2 separate regions of the Homo sapiens genome follow, and region 1 is linked to region 2. Evidence: chromatin loops called from intact Hi-C (ENCODE). Cell type or tissue: Caco-2. All regions are shown on one strand. Links, peaks and the distances in the headings refer to the core of each region. The heading gives the core; the rest is flanking DNA. Region 1 has its middle 310 kb from the start of DDX10. Region 2 overlaps DDX10 (DEAD-box helicase 10).

The links. Peaks named below come from ENCODE experiments on the same cell type or tissue, not always from the same donor. Only the 100,000 strongest peaks of a DNase experiment are listed, where the experiment ranks them.
Region 1: it touches region 2 in a loop (6-fold over the local background); 2 of 110 quality-filtered maps call a loop at or near these places.

Annotation. Positions count from the first base shown.
Region 1 is chr11:108,970,462-108,980,165 of GRCh38, forward strand. No RefSeq gene overlaps it. Among named protein-coding and RNA genes, the nearest start is that of DDX10, 310 kb to the left of the region's middle. In Caco-2, for the core only: no CTCF peak of the experiment used is centred there; no DNase peak of the experiment used is centred there.
Region 2 is chr11:108,908,723-108,918,426 of GRCh38, forward strand. It overlaps DDX10 (DEAD-box helicase 10), which reads left to right. Exons shown (of 18, transcript NM_004398.4): 17 at 9,151-9,296. Among named protein-coding and RNA genes, the nearest start is that of DDX10, 250 kb to the left of the region's middle. RefSeq lists an enhancer at 4,471-4,972. In Caco-2, for the core only: no CTCF peak of the experiment used is centred there; a DNase peak (open chromatin) is centred at 4,609.

The sequences.
Region 1 (9,704 bases), core at 784-8,783, 62 kb after region 2:
AGTTGAGTTCATCTCAGATTCTTGACCTGAAAAATTGTAATATATTATGAAATAACTGTTCTTGTAAGCCACTAAGCTTTGGCATAGTTTGTTACTCATGGGTAATTGGAACACTCACCCAGTCTCAGATAAAGAAACTGGAACCCAGAGTAGAGATTGGGCTTGGCATCATAGGCAGGCATTCTCTGATTCTGCTTAACAAAATGAGCCTGGGAACCCAAGGAGAGCCCAGGCCTCCAAAGCCCAGGGGCCCGTAAGAGTGAGAGGTGAGTGATGGACCCGTAACTTGTTACAGTGCATGGGCCTGCCCGCTGTAAATGGGCCCAGTGGGTGTCAGCCTTTCACCAGTTTTGCTAATCAGATAAATCTGATTTTCTCTGGGAAAAAGCAAGTAAAAAGGCAAAAAGAAAGATCAAGTATCCCTTCCTGGGACTTCTTGAGTGGCTTGAAGTGTTTGTAGATGTTTCTTCTTCTGTGAAAACCTGAGAGCAGAGGAGTAAATATCATATGCTCAATGAACAAAACAAAACCAAACCCGGAAACAGGTTATTTGGTTTGACTTTGCAAGGAAAGGACATACTTAGAATTGGTAAGGTAGAATTTGGCAAAATACTGGATTTTCTCTTCCCAATTTGTCTTTAGTCTGAAGCAGGCCATGTCCCATTATATGCTCTTGGCATTTTTATTTCCCCTGTTGGAGCCCTTATCACAATTGTAATTAATTGGTCATAGGATTGTCTGTGCTTTTCTACCCTGAAAGCCATGACAGTGAAGACTTTGTTCTCTTTTGAATCCCTGGGGCCTAGGTCGTAATAGATGCCCAGTAAGTATTTACCGAGTGGACACCTGAATCAATTAGGTGTGCCTGACATTCAGGTTATGGAGCCCTGATCTCACCCACTCTTAAAGTCTCATTCTGTGAACCAACACCTCAGCTCTCCTGGTCTTCAGCTTTATGGGGAGGACTTTCAGCAGGGGCTTCACATCCCTGGTCTAGCTCTGTAACCCACCTGAACTCCTAGCCTTACCATGTGACCCAGTTGTAGGGTAATTACTCTCTCTTTAGTTTGCAGTTAGTTGAACTGTGTCAGCATGAGTTGTAGACAATGCTAAGACCACCTTCCATTCTAGACCTGCTGTGTGACCCTAAGCAAGTCACCTAACAGATTGAACCCCAGCCTTTTATAAGTAAACGCAATCTCATCTCTGCTGGCCTCACATGGTAGTTGTGGGAATCCAATCTGAAAATGAGGTCAAGTCATTTCATAAAGCTCTTCTTCAACCATTAGCAATGGAGGTACATTCACAGGATTGAAATAAGACTTCAACCAGCTTTTTTGCCATGGCTCAGAAATTTAAAAAAAACAGGTTTATTGAGATATAATTAACAGATCATATAGTTCACCATTTTAAAGTGTACAGCCCAGTGGTTTTTAGTATATTCACGGAGTTGTGCAGACATCACCATAATCAAATTTCAAACATTTTCATTGTCTTCAAAAGAAACCTCATATCTGTTAGTAGTTACATCCCATTTCTCCTTCAACCTTCCCAGCCTGAGGCAAACACTAGTCTACTTTCTGTCTCTAGGTTTCATATAAATGGAATTATTCAATATGTGGCCTTTTGGGTCTGGTTTCTTTCAGTTAGCAGAATGTTTTCAAAGTTCATCCATGCTGTGGTGTGGATTCCTTCATTCCTTTTATTTCCAAATTATATTGCATTGTATGGATATACCACATCTTGTTTATTCATTTTTTGGTTGATGGACATTCGACTTGTTTCCACTTTTTGGCTATTATGATTAATGCTGCTATAAACATTCATCTACAAGTTTTTGTGTGGACGTACGTTTTCGTTTCCCTTGAGTGGAATTGCTGGGTCATATGGTAACTCCATGTTTAACACCATGGCTCAGGAATTTGCTGGCTGGAGAATAGAAAAGTGAGGCTCTTCTGGATGGCAAGGAGAATTTGAGTCTGTGTGTGTGTGTGTGTGTGTTGTACACAGATGTGTGCAGGAGCAGCGCTGCTGGGGTAGGAGCAGCAACTTTTGACTATCATATTCAAAGTAATTCTTGGCCAAATTCCTGGTAACTCTGAAATTTCTGCCCACCTACTCCTTTGTCTGAATGTTGCCCCTATTGGGTGGTCGTCCTCAGACAGCTCTTCAGTCAATTAGAAGACTTTGGCAAAAATCGACAAAAGCATTCTGGAAGAATCAATTAGTTATATGAAATGTACAATAGAGAGTATTATAAATGTTATTATTAGTTGTCACTTGTGTTTTACACCTTTTATATCTACAACATTTATAATAAATGAATGGACATATACACGTATACACATTTTTTCCCCCAAAGAGTTGTTGTGGACATGTGCCTGCACACACTGGGTCTGCAGTGTCAGAGGAGCAGTGCCACCGGGTCGTCTGTCAGTGTTCTGAGCAACTGGACTAGGAGCTCTGGTGGAGGTGGGAGCAGAGAAGGAAGGTGAGTGTTTAAATTTACCAGGACAACGCTGGGTAACTGACAAAATATTAACTGTCATCCTTCCATACCCTTGTCCTTCCCCTCTGTAGCAATCCTTCCAGGGCCTCTGAGAAGGGCCTGTTCCTCACTTAGGACACCTCCTTTTAGGACTAGCTTCTTCTGGCCTCACATTTCCCCAATCACTCTGAATCGCCCCCACTTCATGTTAAGGGGTCCCATTTAAGTCAACTCCTGTGTCCACCCAGGTCTGAGTTCCAAGACGGGATGTTTGTGCTAGTCTTTTTCACTGTTGTCTCCCTGTTGCACAACGTACTCTGCTCGTACCCTGTCCTGATTTCCTATCCTGGAGTCCTATACCCTGTGTCCAGCAAGGTATCCATGACAAACACACATCAGGATGGCCCCGGTGTGCTTCCCTTTTGGTAAGAATGGCCCTTGGCAGGAGAATAATCTCTGGACAGACATCAGAAAGATATTCTTGTGTTTCCATGCTTTGGTTGCACGTGCTTTCCTTGCATTGCCTTTTATTGCCAGTGCAGATGCGAAGAGCCTGCTGGCATCACTGGGAGTCAGCTGCCATCTCTGCAGTAGGTGCCTCCTGAGTGGCGGAATGTTAGTTCCCAGTTGATGACAGTCTCTGATAATACTTTTAGCGTTTTTCTTCTGAGTCATTTCCCTAGGGCTGACTCAATACTGCAAGTTTTGGTGTCTTATTGTTTTTTTTTAAAGGGATGCTTCAGACCTCAGCTCACCTATTAACTTTTCCTTTAAACCAGTCTGCTCTTGGAAGGACTCTGGTACAATGATATTCCTGCCTGTCCTAGCAGGACCTCAGGCCCTTGGGTGGGATCTCTGTTGCTCTTTCCCTGCCTCCTGCTTCCCAAGGCTCCGGTCATTCGGCCACCTACCAAACTCAGAAAAGAGCTTTATGGCACTAGACTGGGAGACGCCAGGGGACCAGAGTGTTGGGGAAAGTGAGGATGGGGGAAGAAAGCCACAAGTTTTCTGTCTGGTCCCAGGCTTGACAGTGAATGCTCGTTCCACCTCTAGATTCCCATCGCTTTTATAGCATTGCGTGAGATCATCACACTCCTGGAAGAATAAAGCCTCTGCCTCTTACGCCTGCCACCTAAGACTGATTGCTTTGTGTTCACGGTCCTCAGTCCATAGGTGGGCCTGAGTGCTGAAATGCCAAATCTGCAGAGAAAAAAGCTTCACAGTGACAGTTTTGAGAGAGAAAACCCTTTTACTAAGTGTATAAAGGTTTTTGCAGAACGAATACAATTCACCTAATGATTAATACCATAAAAAATCGGCATATTGATCCCTTTGTCAGTGAAATAAATTGATCAGGTGCTCACATCACGCCAGTGGATCAATTTTACTGCATCCGATGAGCCGACAGCATTCTTCATTGGATAGTGTGTTAACACCTTAATTGATATATTTCATAATTTTATTGTGGCTTATAGTCACAGGATTGCTTCTGGGGATAATAATTTATTTTTTTATTGGCAAGAGGTTCAGAGCAGAATTTGTGTGGTATTTCTCAAAAGTGGTTAAAACTGAGACATGTGTAACAACTGGAAAACTCCTCTGGTCTTTGGATCCAAACGAGACAGTTCCTGATCAGTGGTGTTCACGTGGGAATGAGCATCTGCATCCACAAGTTTGGAAAGGCCCAGTAAATACCAGGTGGTCCTGTAATCTCAGCATTTTGGGAGGCTGAGACAGGAGGATTACCTGAGGCCAGGAGTTCAATACCAACCTGGGCAACAAAGACAGACCTCATCTCTTAAAAAAAAATTAAAAAAAATTATCTGGGTGTAGTGACCTGAGCCTGTGGTCCTAGCTACTCAGGAGGCTGAGCCTGGAGGATCACTTAAGTCCAGGAGATAGAGGCTGCAGTGAGCTACAATTGTGCCACTGCACTCCAGCCTGGGTGACAGAGCAAGACCCTGTCTCAAAAAGAAAAAACAAACAAACAAACAAAAAACCTACTAGGTGCTCATAAATTATAACTCTGATTGGTTTATTGTAGTTGAATTGCACTGACTTAGACTCTGTTCCAGTTTCCTAGGCATCAGGACCTACTCAGTGTTGTACCAGCCACTGAATCACTGCTTTCTCTGCCTAATTTGCTTTCCTGGTGTCATTGGGGAGACGTGGAGCTTTCTAGGATGCTGGAAACTAGGGCAGACCCACTTCCCCTGGAGGCTGGTTTCTAAATGCTGCTGACAGCCCTCACCATGCCCTAATAGGGAAATATAAGGCTAGCTTCCCTCAACCACTCCCTACCTCTCCATGCCTCTGCCATTCAAACCTTGCCCAAATATTTGCAGGCACACACAAATCCTGAGCAAATAATTGCCCACAGAGTTAAATTGTTTGTAGTATTTAGTATTCTGTGCTGCTAGTGTCTCTCACACACTCTATGATTTTTTTTTTTTTTTCAGATAGAGTCTCGCTCTGTTGCCCAGGCTGGAGTGCAGTGCTGCGATCTCTGCTCACTGCAGCCTTTGCCTCCTGGGTTCAAGCAATTCTCTGCCTCAGCCTCCTGTGTAACTGAGATTATATGTGCTGACCAACATGCTCAGCTAAATTTTTTTGTATTTTTAGTAGAGTGGGGCTTTCACCATCTTGGCCAGGCTAGTCTTGAACTCCTGACCTCGTGATCCACACACCTCAGCCTCCCAAAGTGTTGGGATTACAGGCATGGGCCATCGTGCCAGGCCTCACTCTATGATTTTTAAAGGCAACTGGCAGCAAGCACATTTTGGAGGGTGTCCACAGCACAGAGACAGAGTGAGTGTGTGCAGAACTTCTGGTCCCTTCCAGCCCTTTCCCCAAGCCCCTCACTAAGCACCTGATGTGATTATTCTGTGCTAAAAATAGGAGTGTTATCACAGCTCTTCGGCAGGTGGGAAGCTTTGTGGAAAGAGATTTGCCTTTATGTTTTCCGGCTCCCTTTCCAAGTCCTTGAGTGCCAGATGGACGAATGCAGCTTGATTATCATGTGTGTACAGGGTGTGCTGGGAGATGAGCAGGAGCAGCTCACCACTCATGTGCATGGTCAGAGGCAAGGCCAGGGTGGAACGACTTTCCCAGTTCTCTCCGCAGCCATGCTCATTTCAAACCATGGCATTAAAACCAGTCACTTGTAAATGTGTAAAAAAAATTATCTTGGAAAAATGCTGAAGTTTGCTCTTTTACTACCACACTTGGGATAATATTTGATAAAGGGGTGATTAGGGAATATTAAATCTAAATGTGAGGAGAATAAATTCTTTTTCAAATTATGTATTTATTTATTTTTATTAATTTTAACTTAGAGATGGGATTTTGCTATGTTGCTCAGGCTGGTCTCAAACTCCTGGCCTCAAGTGATCCTCCTGTCTGGGCATCCCAGAGTGCTGGGATTACAGGCGTGAGCCACCATGCCTCCCCAGTTTAAAAATATTTATTCAGTTCCTACCAAAGCAAGAAAGGTTTCCACACATTTGGTGACACTAAGAGTTTATAGTCTAGTTCGAGGGTCAAGATATAAACATAGAAGTTTTGATAATATAATAAATAGTTTCCAATAGCACCTTTTTAGCATATTTAGGGTTTTCTCTTATTTCTTCTGGAATACCTCTCTTAGGAAAGTAGGCAGAGCGGTTAAGCAATGTATCCGACTAACCAAGTAGCCCCCAGCCCAGGAGGAATAGATAGGCAGGGGTGAGGTAGGATGAAGAAGGGAAGGACAGGTGGCAGGATTCTCCAGGAAGCCAACAAGGGGACTCCACAAAGCAACTCTACCCCTGTACTTGATTACATAAAGGCAGCGAAAGAGGTCTGCATTGGGAAGACACGGAAGTGAGCGTTGTTACTGGTGACCTTTTGCCCCAACACCTTGTAATTTCTCCTAATAGCACCATTGGATGTGTCTGTCAGAGCCAGGCCCTGAGGGCTCACCCTGTGTGACCCAGAGTAGGCTAGGTGGCTCCTCTCCATCAAGTGAGTGAACACTAGATTAGCTTGTTTCTCACCCACATAACAGTCCAAGGTCTCTCCTCCATGTAGTCATTCAGGGACCTAGATTGATGGCTGACTGTCTTCCAAGGGTGGGTGCCTTAGCCTGGCTTTTCCCATTAGAAAGCAGAGTCAAGGGCTTGGTGCAGGGGCTTTAATTAGAGGACTTAATTTTGGGATTCAAGGGACTATGAGAAGGTTGCTGGAAAAATGGAAGCAGGGGTTAAAGTGAAGCCATCACAAGCATGGGCTACCAAGCTGGACCTCATTGTGAGAAACAGAGGAATCACCTCACTGGGAATTCTGAGGACTTGTGTATGAGTTTGCTAGTGCTGCTATAACAAAGTACCACAAAGCTGGGTGGCTGAAATAACAGAAATGTATTGTCTCACAGTTCTAAAAATCCCAGATCAAGGTGTTGGCAAGGTTGATTCATTCTGAGGGCTGTTAGGGAGAATCTCTTCTATGCTACTTGCCTAGCTTCTGGAGGTTTGTTGACCCTCTTTGATGTTCCCTGGCTTGTAGGCACATCACTCTGATTGCTGCCTTCATCTTGACATGATGTTCTCCCTATCTGCAAGTCTATCTTCAAATTTTCCCTTTCTAAAATGACACCAGTCATATTGGAATAGGGCCCACCTTGAACTTGATCATCTGCAAAGATCCTATTTCCAGGTAAGGTCACGTTCACAGGTACTGGGAGTTAGGGCTTCAGCATCTGTTTTGGGAACACGATTCAATGCATAATGAGCTGTATAAATGGACCTCAGAACTGTCTGCCTAAGGTACCTAAAAGAAAAGCATTGGCTCCTGCTGTCCATTGTCAGTGCACCAAGGGATATTGCTCTTCCAGACTGCACCCGTGTGAATAGCCAGTGGCTCCTGCTGGCATCCCAAGTGGCTGCAGAGAATCTCCAGGACAGAGAGTGAGAGACATGTGGAGCAGCTTTCAGGGTGCACCCATGGAAGAGCTGCTGGGGTAAAAGTTAAGCCTAGAGGATGTGAGGTGAGGCCAGGAGGTATCTGATATGCGGGAGTGTGGGAGATGCTCCTTCATCCCCTACTCACACCACCACAAGACTCCTGTTCGTCTGCTTCCCCTGTTGGACTAGGACCTCCAAGAAGGCTGGTCTTTTTCACAGCTGTACCCCTGTTGCACAGCAGAGTATCTGGTACATTAAGGCATTTAATTCACACCAAAAGAATAAAGGGTCATACTTTTAGTCCCAGTATCTCCATCACGATTGAAACTTTGGGGAACTTGATATAGCCACAGGAAGCTGCTTCAGTGAATTGGGGGAATAAGATTCCCTCCCCTGTCCCTCTTCCATGCATAGGTAAACTGTTGGGAAGGTCACAAACTGTGACCCGCCTCCTCCTCTCCTCATCCCAGTGCCTCCCCCTTCTAACTCCTGAAGAATGGAGGTACGGCAGGGCATTTAGTTTTTTAAAATTTTTGATATATCCCAACTGTCTTTTTGGTGAAACCGCCTTGTAATACATCTTTGAGGTATTTTAATAACCAAATCCCTTTGACAAGGACCCAGGATGGAGCCTCAGGAGAATAAATAGCTCTCTAACAAAGTTCCTGTATATTACCATTATCATTGTCTTCTTTATTTCAACATGGCTTGCAGAGAGAGAAGAGAGGTCAACTGTAAAATGCTCATTTAAAAGTAATTTCTAAGCATCTGCCTGTGCTGAGCACTGCATTAGGTATTAAGTGGACAGAGCATGTTCAATTCAGATCCTAACAAGCTCGTGCTGAAGCACTTACCCACTTGGTGCTCACTGGGAGGATGGGGACACCGTGACCCAACTCTAGGAGTTACTTGGTAAGGAAAAGCAGAAAAAGAAATCTGTTTTATTCTGATCTAAAAGCATTCGGCAGGCTTCTCGCACCTGCATCATAGATTTTGGGGCATTTGCCCTGGGGGATTGGTCCTGAATTTCCTGTGGGTAGAGCTTACACATCCATTCCCCCTCCCTACATGCACATCTCTGGAGCCTCTCTTACCTCTGGTGGTCTCAGGGATAATCTATGTAGCCTGGGGCTGTACAGCCTGCCCCAGGGCTTTGTGAAGACCTGGCTGGCTATGAATCAGCCCTTCCCCTCCTTATTCTTTTATAATCAGAAGATATTTACATAAAGCATCCCAAGAGGGTTGCAATGGGGAAAGTAAGGTTCTGCACCCTCTACGCCTTCCATCTCTCAAGTGGTATATAATTTGCAGCCTAGCCTCTCCTAGCCTAGAGGTGTCGATGGGGAAGATGACCATGTATTTACTCTGCCCCCTGTGAGGGGTCAGGGGGCAAGGATCACCATAATGTGAGGAGACAGGTTATCTGTGAATCTGCAAGGAGGGAGTTGGAAGGGTGTGGCAGCAAATGTAATGTTGCTAGACAACAGCCCCTCTCTGACCCTCTTCCCCACCATGATGAAAAGCATCTGAGGAGAAGTGAAGGGACGGCATCCTATTTTAGGAGAATCATTCTTTAGGGCCAGTTCTTTCCCGTGCTAAATACAAAGAAAGAACCAGAAGCCCCATCAGAGGTTTTGCAGAGGGCAGATTGTAGCAGCTCCATTCTTGGGCTTTGGAGACTGAATCCCAGCTTTGCTTCTACTTTCTGAAAGGCCTTGGTGAAGTGACTGAAATTTGCCAAGCCTCAGTCCCCTCCTCTGTAAACTGGGCATAATAGTAGAACCCACCTCAGAAGGTGATTTTGAGAATTACACAAGAAAGCCAAGGTAAAGCTGCTTATCACAGGACCTGGGAACAAAATTCAATTTTGACACATCAGCTATTATTATTATTATTATTATTATTATTATTATTATTATTATTTAAGACTTTCTCTTTTTTTTCTTACTTTAAGTTCCAGGATACATGTGCAGAATGTGTAGGTTTGTTACATAGATATACATATGCCATGGTGGTTTGCTGCACCTATCAACCCGTCATCTAGGTTTTAAGCCCCACATGCATTAGGTATTTGTCCTAATGCTCTTCCTCCCCTTGCCCTCCACCCCTCAATAGGCCCTGGTGTGTGTTGTTCCCCTCCCTGTGTCCATGTGTTCTCATTGTTCAACTCCCACTTATGAGTGAGAACATGCAGTGTTTGGTTTTCTGTTCCTGTGTTAGTTTGCTGAGAGAAATGGCTTCCAGCTTCATCCATGTCCCTGCAAAGGACATGAATG
Region 2 (9,704 bases), core at 998-8,997:
AACAGACATTACCATGTACTTTGCTGAGTTCTGGGGGAATGGAAATGAAAAGTGTGTTATTATGTAGCATATTTTAGGGTGTTACTGTGTGCCAGGTACTCTAAGTGCTTTACCTATGTTGTTTCATTTCACCTGCACAGTCGTCCTGTGAAACAGATGCTTTTTACAAGTTTTACTGAAGAAACGATGCTTAGAAATACTTGATGACTTGTGTTATCAGGTATAGTATAAAGAAACATGTTTGGTCTTTGTCCCTGGTTCCTGGACAGAACACCCTTAAACCCCTGGGATTTCCTGAGTGACAGGAGTGTCTCTGGTTTTACTTAAGAAGTCACCTTTCAGCACTTGGCATTTATACTAATGAGGTGGCTTAGGGTGGCATCTCTAGATAGCTTCAGGGTAGAGGCTGGTTACCAGAAAGACCAAACAGTTGATTAGAGGGTGGAGCTTTTAGCCCTATTCCCCCCACCTCCCTGGAAGGGAAGGGTGGCTGGAGATTGAATTATAAAAGCCCTTGAAAAGTGAGTTCAGAGAGCTTCTGCATGGGCAGACACATTCATATGCTGGGACGGTGGCCCACCCAGGAAGGGCATGGAAGTTCTGTGCCCCACTCCCGCCCCTTCCCTTGTCCTGTGCCCCACTCCCGCCCCTTCCCTTGTCCTGTGCCCCACTCCCGCCCCTTCCCTTGTCCTGTGCCCCACTCCCGCCCCTTCCCTTGTCCTGTGCCCCACTCCCGCCCCTTCCCTTGTCCTGTGCCCTACTCCCGCCCCTTCCCTTGTCCTGTGCCTCTTCCTCTGGCTGTTTCTGAGTTTAGGCCTCCATAATAAATGGGCAATCATTAAGTAAAACCCTTTCCTGAGTTCTATGAAAAGTTGTAGAGAATTATGGAACCTGAGAGGGGCCTGTGGGAACCCGTGAATTTGTAGTCTACTGGCCACTGGTGTCCGAAGTGTGGGCAGTCTTGTGGGACTGAGCCCTTGACCTGTGGGATCTGTGTTAAGACACTCTGCATGGTTATTGTCAGAAATGAGTTGTATTGTTGGGCACCTGTTGGTACCTGTTGGATTGGTGTGAAGAGACACCATGCATTTGATGTTAGAAGGCACCACAACAGGCAAGAAGCAGCAGAGGGTGTTCCAGGAGAGAAATAGCATGCACGAAGACTTGAGGTGGAAAGAGGCTTGACTAGTGCCGGTATCTGAAAGAACGTGTTGTAAACAGGTGTCTTACATTATCACATGTGAGATTTGAAATCTATTTCAGAATTCTAATTACAACACAGAATTGGAGTGATCAGAATTGGGGAAAGAATACTTGCAGGAAGACGTATTAGGCAGCTGGCGCAATATTCTAGGCAAAAAAAAAAAAAAGGCTTGGGGGCCAAGGATAAGGAAAGTGGAGATTACCACATGTAAGGTATCATAGGAAACACCTGCATGTTTTACAAAGCTTATAAAATACACTTGATACTGGAAAAAACAAAAACACTGTATAGGCACATCCAAAGTTTTAATGATGAGATTTGAGATTCAGGGTGATGTAGGAGAAAACCCCTTGTGTATGTCCAGGTTTGTATGACCTTGGTAAGTAATTTAGTCATCAGAATCACAGTTTTGTAATTTCAAAAATGGGAACAATAAATCTTTTTGACCTACTTCATAGGCTTTGAAGATCAAGTAAGATAATCTATGTTAAAGCACTTTGTACGTTTGTTGTAGGAGAATGCCACATCTTATTTGTGTTTCTTGCCATTATCAAAACCAAAACAAAAATAACCAGTCAGGTAACATTTCTGTTTTGGGATATTTTCACCTGACCTACTTGTAAATGAGTTTTCCAACTAACTGTTTTAAGAAAAGTCATTCCTGTTTTAGGTGAAGTAATTTCCTCAGAGGTTCTTAAACTGTATTTCAGGAACTGCCAGTTATAGAGGTGACACTGATCTCTTCATGTGGGTAAAATACTCCCCCTTTCTGCCCAGGGCTTTAAGAGAGGAGCGTGCATGCGTGTGTGTGTGTGTGTGTGTGTGTGTGTGTGTGTGTGTGTGTGTGTGTGTGTGTGTGTGTGTCTGTGTGTGTCTGTGTCTGTGTGTGTCTGTATGAGGATGATAGGGGGTTCTTGTTTTGAGCAGGCTGGAAGGGTGGAGAAAGATGAGAGAACTAGTCAGTGAGGGGGTAGTGGTGGTAACTTGCAACTTGGAAATATGAAGAGAAAGAAGCATGTTGACAGCCAGAATGCATAATCAGTCGGCCACATGTTAGGGGATCCATAAGGTGAAAACTGCTTTCTATCTCTATCAAATGTTAGACATTTAGCAGGGCTTGTGGAATTGATTCGCTCTTGATTGACTGCTCCCCAGAAATAGCAGAACCTGGCTTTCATTTTAATGCTTATGTGGGTAACGGTTCTAGAACAGCTCATTTTGTTATCAGGGCAGGGACATGATTTTGTTCACTGCAGCATGTCCAGAACCTAAAAGTGTGTCTGCTATACATAATAGGTGCTAAATAAAGATTTGTTGAATGAAGACATCTTTGTCTTAATCCATTTGTGCTGTTATAACAAAATACCTTAGATTGGGGGTAATTTATAAACAACAGAAGTTAACTGCTTGCAGTTCTAGAAGGTGGGAAGTCAAAGATCAAGGTGCCAGCAGATACAGGGTCTGGTAAGGACTTGTTCTCTGCTTCATAGATGGTACCTTCTTGCTGTGTTCTTCACGTGATGGAGGGGCTGAGCAAGTTTCCTCAGACCTCTTGTAAGGGCACTAATCTCATTCAGATAGGCTCTACTGTTAGGACCTAACCAGTTCCCAAAAGCTTTGCCTCCTCTTCTTTTTTTTTTTTTTTTTTTTTTTTTTTTTTTGAGACAGGACCTAGCTCTATCACCCACTGGCGTGCAGTGGCATGATCTTGGCTCACTGCAGCCTCTGCCTCTTGGGCTCAAGCCATTCTCCCACCTCAGCCTCCCAAGTAGCTGCAAACTATAGGAGCGTGTCACCATGCCTGGCTAATTTTTTTGTAGAGATGAGGTTTCACCATGTTGTGCAGACTGATCTCGAACTTCTGAGCTCAAGCAGTCCATCTGCCCTGGCCTCCAAAAAAGCTTTGCCTCTTAATACTATCACTTTGGGGGTTAGGTTTCAACACATGAATTTTGTGGGGGACACAAACATTCAGACCGTAGCATGTTTTTGTAAGGCATCCTCTCAGTGTTAATTAAACTGCTGTCTTCTTGGTTTCTATATTTAAGAGAGGTCTGATGTGTACGACTAAGCTTCTGTGTATATTCTCTTAAATATATTATGTACCTGTCTCAGTCACTTTGGGCTGCGGTAACAAAATTCCATAGACTAGTAATTTAAATAACACACATTTCTCAGAGTTCTGGAGCCTGGAAAGTTCAATATCAAGGTGCCAGTAAATTTAGTATCTCCTGAGGGCCTGTTTACTGATTTGTAGATGGCTTCTCACGTGGTGGAAGGGGACTTAGCTAGTTCTCTAGTTCTTCTTTTAAGGGTGCTAATTCCATTCATGAGGGCTCCACCCTGATGACCATCACATTGGGATTAGGGTATGGACATATGAAAGAAGAGGGGTACAAACATTGTGCATTATAATACCCCTGTAATCCATAGAGTCTAGTTGATTCTCCTTCCTTAATATTTCTCATACCGATCCTCCACCTTCATCTCCACTGCCACTTCCTTCATTAATTATTATAGTTTTAAAACTGATATCCTTCCTTCAAATGTTATACCTTCCAACCACCCTTTCTATTGCTGCATTTCTAAGGTACTAATTTAGTTTCCTGCTAAAATGCTTAAACAGTTTTCCCTTACTTACAGCAGTGAGTTTCCAGCCATGGTGTCCTAACACACTGACATAACTGGGAACGGTGTCAGGCAAACTTGTCTTCCATTTGATTCCTAAATTAGATAGCTACAAAGATAAAAAAGCTACATACCCTCCTCACAATTTGCCCACAAGGATATTCCTGTGGAGAAAGGACAGACAAGAACTCAAAGTCATCCCTCTGCTCATGTGAGAAAAATGCTTATCTGAGTGTTTCCTCTGCCCTATTGCTTCACTAAGCCAGACTAAGGCATGAGTGACTATTCCTCTACCTCCACCTCACATGTCAATTGTGTATTTAGTAAGAGGCTAATCAGAGACTCAAAAGAATGCAATTGTTTGTCTCTTATCTACCTATGACCTGGAAGCCCCCTCCCTGCTTCAAGTTGTCCTGCCTTTTTGGACAGTTGTGAGGTGATAGATATTTCAGAGAATATTTGACTCATGAAAATAAGTCAAAAGGAGGTAAAAACGAGGATGGTTCTGTCAGCCCAAAACATCTGAGACAAATCTCAACCAATTTAGAAAGTTTATTTTGCCAAGGTTAAAGGACACACCCATGACACAGCCTCAGGAGGTCCTGAGGACATGCGCCCAAGGTGGTCGGGGCACAGCTTGGTTTTATACATTTTAGGGGGACGTGAGACATCAATCAGTATCTGTAAGATGTACATTGATTCAGTCCAGAAAGGCAGGACAACTCGAAGCAGGGAGGGGACTTCCAGGTCATAGGTAGTTAAGAGATAAACAGTTGCATTCTTTTGAGTCTCTGATTAGCCTCTTACTAAATAGACAATTCACATGTGAGGCGGAGGTAGAGGAATCATCATTCCTGCCTTAGTCTGGCTTAGTGAAACAATAGGGCAGAGGAAGCAATCAGATAAGCATTTGTCTCACATGAGCAGAGGGATGACTTTGAGTTCTGTCTGTCCTTTGTCCACAAGGAATATCCTTGTGGGCAAATTGCGAGGGAGGTATGTAGCTTTTGTAGCTATCTTATTTAGGAATAAAATGGGAGACAGGTTTGCCTGACACAGTCCCTAGCTTGACTTCCCTTTGGCTTAGTGACTTTGCCGTCCCTATTTTCCTTTTATGGTCCCATTTTGGTAAATTATCTCTTAAATCATTCATGAAATCAAAGATAGAGACAGAGCAGCTAAGAATGTCCATTTTCTTACCGTATGTGGCTAGAAAGTACATACTTCTAGGCTTTGCTAAAAAGACATAGTACTTCAGAATGTTTTCATTATGGTGATACTATTTTTAACTTAGTGACTTGTGTTGTAAATGATAGTGGTTTTATTAATAAATTAAAGGTATTAGTCACATTATACTTTCCATAATACAGGTATTCCACATTTTATTGGTCATTGTCATGAATTGACTGTAATGCCGCACAGACAATATGGTATAGCACCAACATTGCAGTCATTTTGTAGGTCAGGAAATAGCAAGGCCTGGATGTTGTCAATTACAAGAGTCACATTAAAACAAATCCAAATAGCATTTTATCCATTTGAAAGTAAATTTTTATTACTTTGAATTCGTATTTTCTTTATATACCAATGTAAATAAACATTTATATTGGAATACTGAGTTAAGGTATTTATATTAAGTTTAACTTTCAAATTATTCTCTTATTAAATTGTAGGTATTTTGTGAGGGTCACTTTATAATGCTAAAGGGGCATAGTAAATTGTGGCATTATATATTAATACACTTGAATAATGTATTCTGCTCAAAGTGTCAGAGTGCAGATCTCAAAGCCAGCAGAGCAGCTGGAAATTAGAGGAATCGCCAGAGGCAGCCACAGAGAGGGTAAGCCTACCTCTGCCTGAATTCTTGGCTAAGTACCACATTGTACAGGCTCAGGGGAGACCCATAGGAAACTAGAAGCCACAGGATCAAAACAGATATAAGCAGCTCCTTACTATGGATTAGAGTCTGCAGTTTTAATCTAGGCAAAGTACCTGCCTGTTAGAATACAAATTCAGGAGTCCTCAGGAAACATGATAGAATCTAGTGTTTCGGTAATATGTTATCTACAATCTCCAGTTTTCTACAAAAATATTAGACATGGAATTAAACAGAAGAGTGTGATCTATACCCCAAAAAAGGCAATCAGTAGAAGCTGACTTAGCTCAGATTTGAATTTAGCAAAGACTTCAAAGCAGCTATTTTAATTATATTCAAAGAATTAAAGGAAAATATGGTATCAGTGAATGGAAAAATGTTCTGAGCAGGGAAATGGTAACCATTAAAAAAAAAAAAAACTGGAAATCCTAGAGCTGAAAAGTACAGTTACTGAAATTTAAAAAATTGCCAGGTGAGCTCAAAAGCAGTTTGGCATTGTCAGAAGAAAGGAACAGCAAACCTGAACACCCAGTAGAAATTGTCCTGTATGAGGAATAGAAAAAAAAAATGAAGAAAAAGGAACAGAACCTATGAGACCTGTGAAGTAGTCCAGTATACATGTGCTTGGAGTCCTGAAAGGAGAGATGAAAAAGAGACATAAACATATTTGAAGGAATAATGGCTGGAAACTCCCCAAATTTAGTGAAAAACATTATCAGATCCAAGAAGCTTGCAGAGTCCCAAGAAATACAAACACAAAACCATTCCTAGACATATCATGGTCAACTGTTATGATAAACAAAAAATTGTGAAATCAGCCAGAGGAAAATGATACTTGCTTACCCTTCAAGGAAAACAACTGAAAGTATTTGTTGCTGATGCTAAAATTTGAGCTTTTAGGAAAACAAGAATTTTGGAAAACTTGTATTCACCAATATTTCTCAATATTTGACTTTGGAAAATTTGTAACCACCAACAGCTTCCCAATACTAAAAAGGCTTGTTTTTTTTTTTTTGGTTTTTTTTTTTTTGTTTGTTTGTTTTAAAGACATCGATGGTGGATAACAAATGTGACTTTAAAAAAATTATATAATGCAATGTGTCAACATTTAGAGATCTGCATAATCTATGTAATTCAGTGAACAATTATTTTCCAAGTAACCAATGTATGATGTTACAAAATCATTCACTAAAGATCCATTCAAAGTGCAAGGTAGACCAATGGATTTTAATGTAACAAATTTCAAAAAGTTCATTGATATGGTTTCAGTTTTCATATGACAACTAGTTTTTAAGAAGCTATTACACATCAACGTTTGTTATGGAATGAACAAAGAATAACTGCAGTTTTCTGAAAAGGTTCTATTACTCTTCCCTTTCCCAAATACCTATCTGTGAGAGGCCAGATTGTCTTTACATTTTTCAACCACAACAATATTGCAACAGAATGAATGCAGAGCGGATTTGAGAATGCAGCTGTCTTCACTTAACCCAGACATTAAAGAGACTTGCAAAAATGTAAAAAAAAAAAAAAAAAAAAGTTCTTTAGGAAATTACAGCTATTTTTCATAAAATATATTTTTATTTAATACAGTATATTAAATGAATAAATATATTTTTTAAATTTTTAATTTCTAATACAGTAAATGTCAGTAGATCTTCCCCATGTTAACAAAAGCTCTTTGGCATCCTCCATTCTTTTTAGGTGTAAAGGTGTCCTGAGACCAAAAAGTTTAGAACTGTTTTGAGTCTGCTCTGCCTCCACCTTCAGATAGTACATTCCTTTAAGGGCATCAGACGGGAAAATTAGAAATATCTTGTAGCTCAGGAAATTAGAATTCTTGAGTTTATGGTGACATCCAATTTTTGTTGGTGTCTTTGATTATTTTCAAGTAAACAATAAAATAAGCTGTCAAGTGTGCTGCTTAATGCTTCTAATCCCCCCTCCCCCCAACTCAATTTCTTTCCAGACCTTTTATTTTTTACCAAGGACTCTCACCAGGAAAATAATAAGGGACTTTTGCAGTGGTGACTAATTCTTATGTTTAGAGGTTATCAAAGAATGTTAGAGTACTTTAATAGTGAATAGCATAATAGTGCTAGCACAGTCATTACTATGCTATTCTGAACTGTTATTCAATTTCTGGGAACGAGCATTAATCATTTGAAATCAAAAGAATCAAAGAATCATTGAAGTTTATATCATTTGGTATGAAGAATTGTAAAGATGGTAACTGAAAGAAACTGAAATTTTTTTAGTCCCACTTATAATTTTCTGTTAAATGCATGTGCCACTGCTTGTTTCGGTTTATCTGGTAGTTGACAAAACCAATCTACCAGAAATAAATTTGTCGTGTGATGTTCATAACATAAATGTATAATAAGTTTAATTTTGCATTAGTTTGTTTTTTGACAAAAATAACCACCAAAAATTAAAAACAAAAGAAGCCCACTTACCTACCTGCTTGCATGAAACTGAACAGATCTCAACTTCCATACATTCCCTCCCATGCATTATTGCTTTTCCCATTTCTTGGTGTTCCTCCCCTTCTCCCATTCTTCTTAGTGACTCTGCACTTGCATTTGAATTTAGAAGACCCATCACTACAAATAAGCTTGTACAGATCTGATTATTGTTGTTGTTTCGTTTTTAAGAGATGGGATCTCACTCCATCACCCAAGCTGGCATGCAGTGGTGCAATCATGGCTCACTCTAGCCTCAGCTGTCTGGCACACGAGATCTTCCTGCCTCAGCCCCTGGAGTAGCTAGGACTACAGACACATGCCACCATGCCCAGCTAATAGATCTGATAGTTTTTTAAGACTTACACTTTTGTGGTCATAAAATCAGACAAATGTTACTGTACTCTGGCTTCTGATCTTTTATATTTTCACCTAGTATTTTTGGTAGTTTTGAAACTTACATGTGTGGACAGGATCACTAAAACAATTTTGTATGCTATTTCTTTATGTTTATTTTTATTTTATTTTAGAGATGTTGCCCAGGCTGGTGTGCAATGGCTATTCACAGGCGTGATCATTGTGTACTGCTGCCTCAAACTCCTGGGCTCAAGCAATTCCCTTGCCTCATCCTCCTGAGTAGCTGGGATGACAGGAGCATGCCACAGCACCTGGCTTTTATTTCTTTGATAATTGAGTTGAGTTACACAGAAATAATAAAATAGACAATTTTCTCCTGTATTGTGTTTAAAGGACTGAATAGTGATTTGCTTTCTGAATCTTCTTTTATTTTTGAAATGATAAGGATTTTCATTTCTTTGCCAATGGTTGTGGTTCTGAAAGTCACATAAGGGCCTACACCAGAAGAGAAAGCTAATCTGTGGATGTCAATTAGAGGGATATCCATTGGGGTCTGCAAATAAAACCTGATTATTTATCAACTGACTTCTTCAACTGCAGTTTCCCTTATTATTATTTTTTAGGCCAAAGATGAAGAGGAAGCCTTTCTGGATTGGAGTGATGATGATGATGATGATGATGATGGATTTGATCCAAGCACACTCCCAGATCCAGATAAATACAGAAGCTCTGAAGATTCAGATAGTGAAGATATGGAAAATAAAATAAGGTATGTTTTTACTATGGGTATGAAATACATACTTAGTACTCTCACATCAGTCTTTTAATGAATCCAAAAGACATTACTAAGAGTTCTACTCCAAGAGATGTTTGTTGCTTTTTTTTGATACCTTTACTTAGATTCCTGGAAATCCTGCTGCTGTTTTTTTACTCATTTTGCTGCAGATTGTTCTGGTCATGTTAGGGCCTTTTTGATTATTTCTATAATCCCTATTAATAGATATGAGTATGATATATGAGTTGTGTTTTTCCTTTCTCTATTCTTTTTTTTTTTTTCTTATCTTTCTCTGAGTCCTTTATGCCTAAGTATTTGATGCACTAAAATCTGTTCTCTGCAAACAGAGTTAGGGTTTTATTTTTTTTCATTGTCAGAGAACTCTATTAAAGATACTGCTAA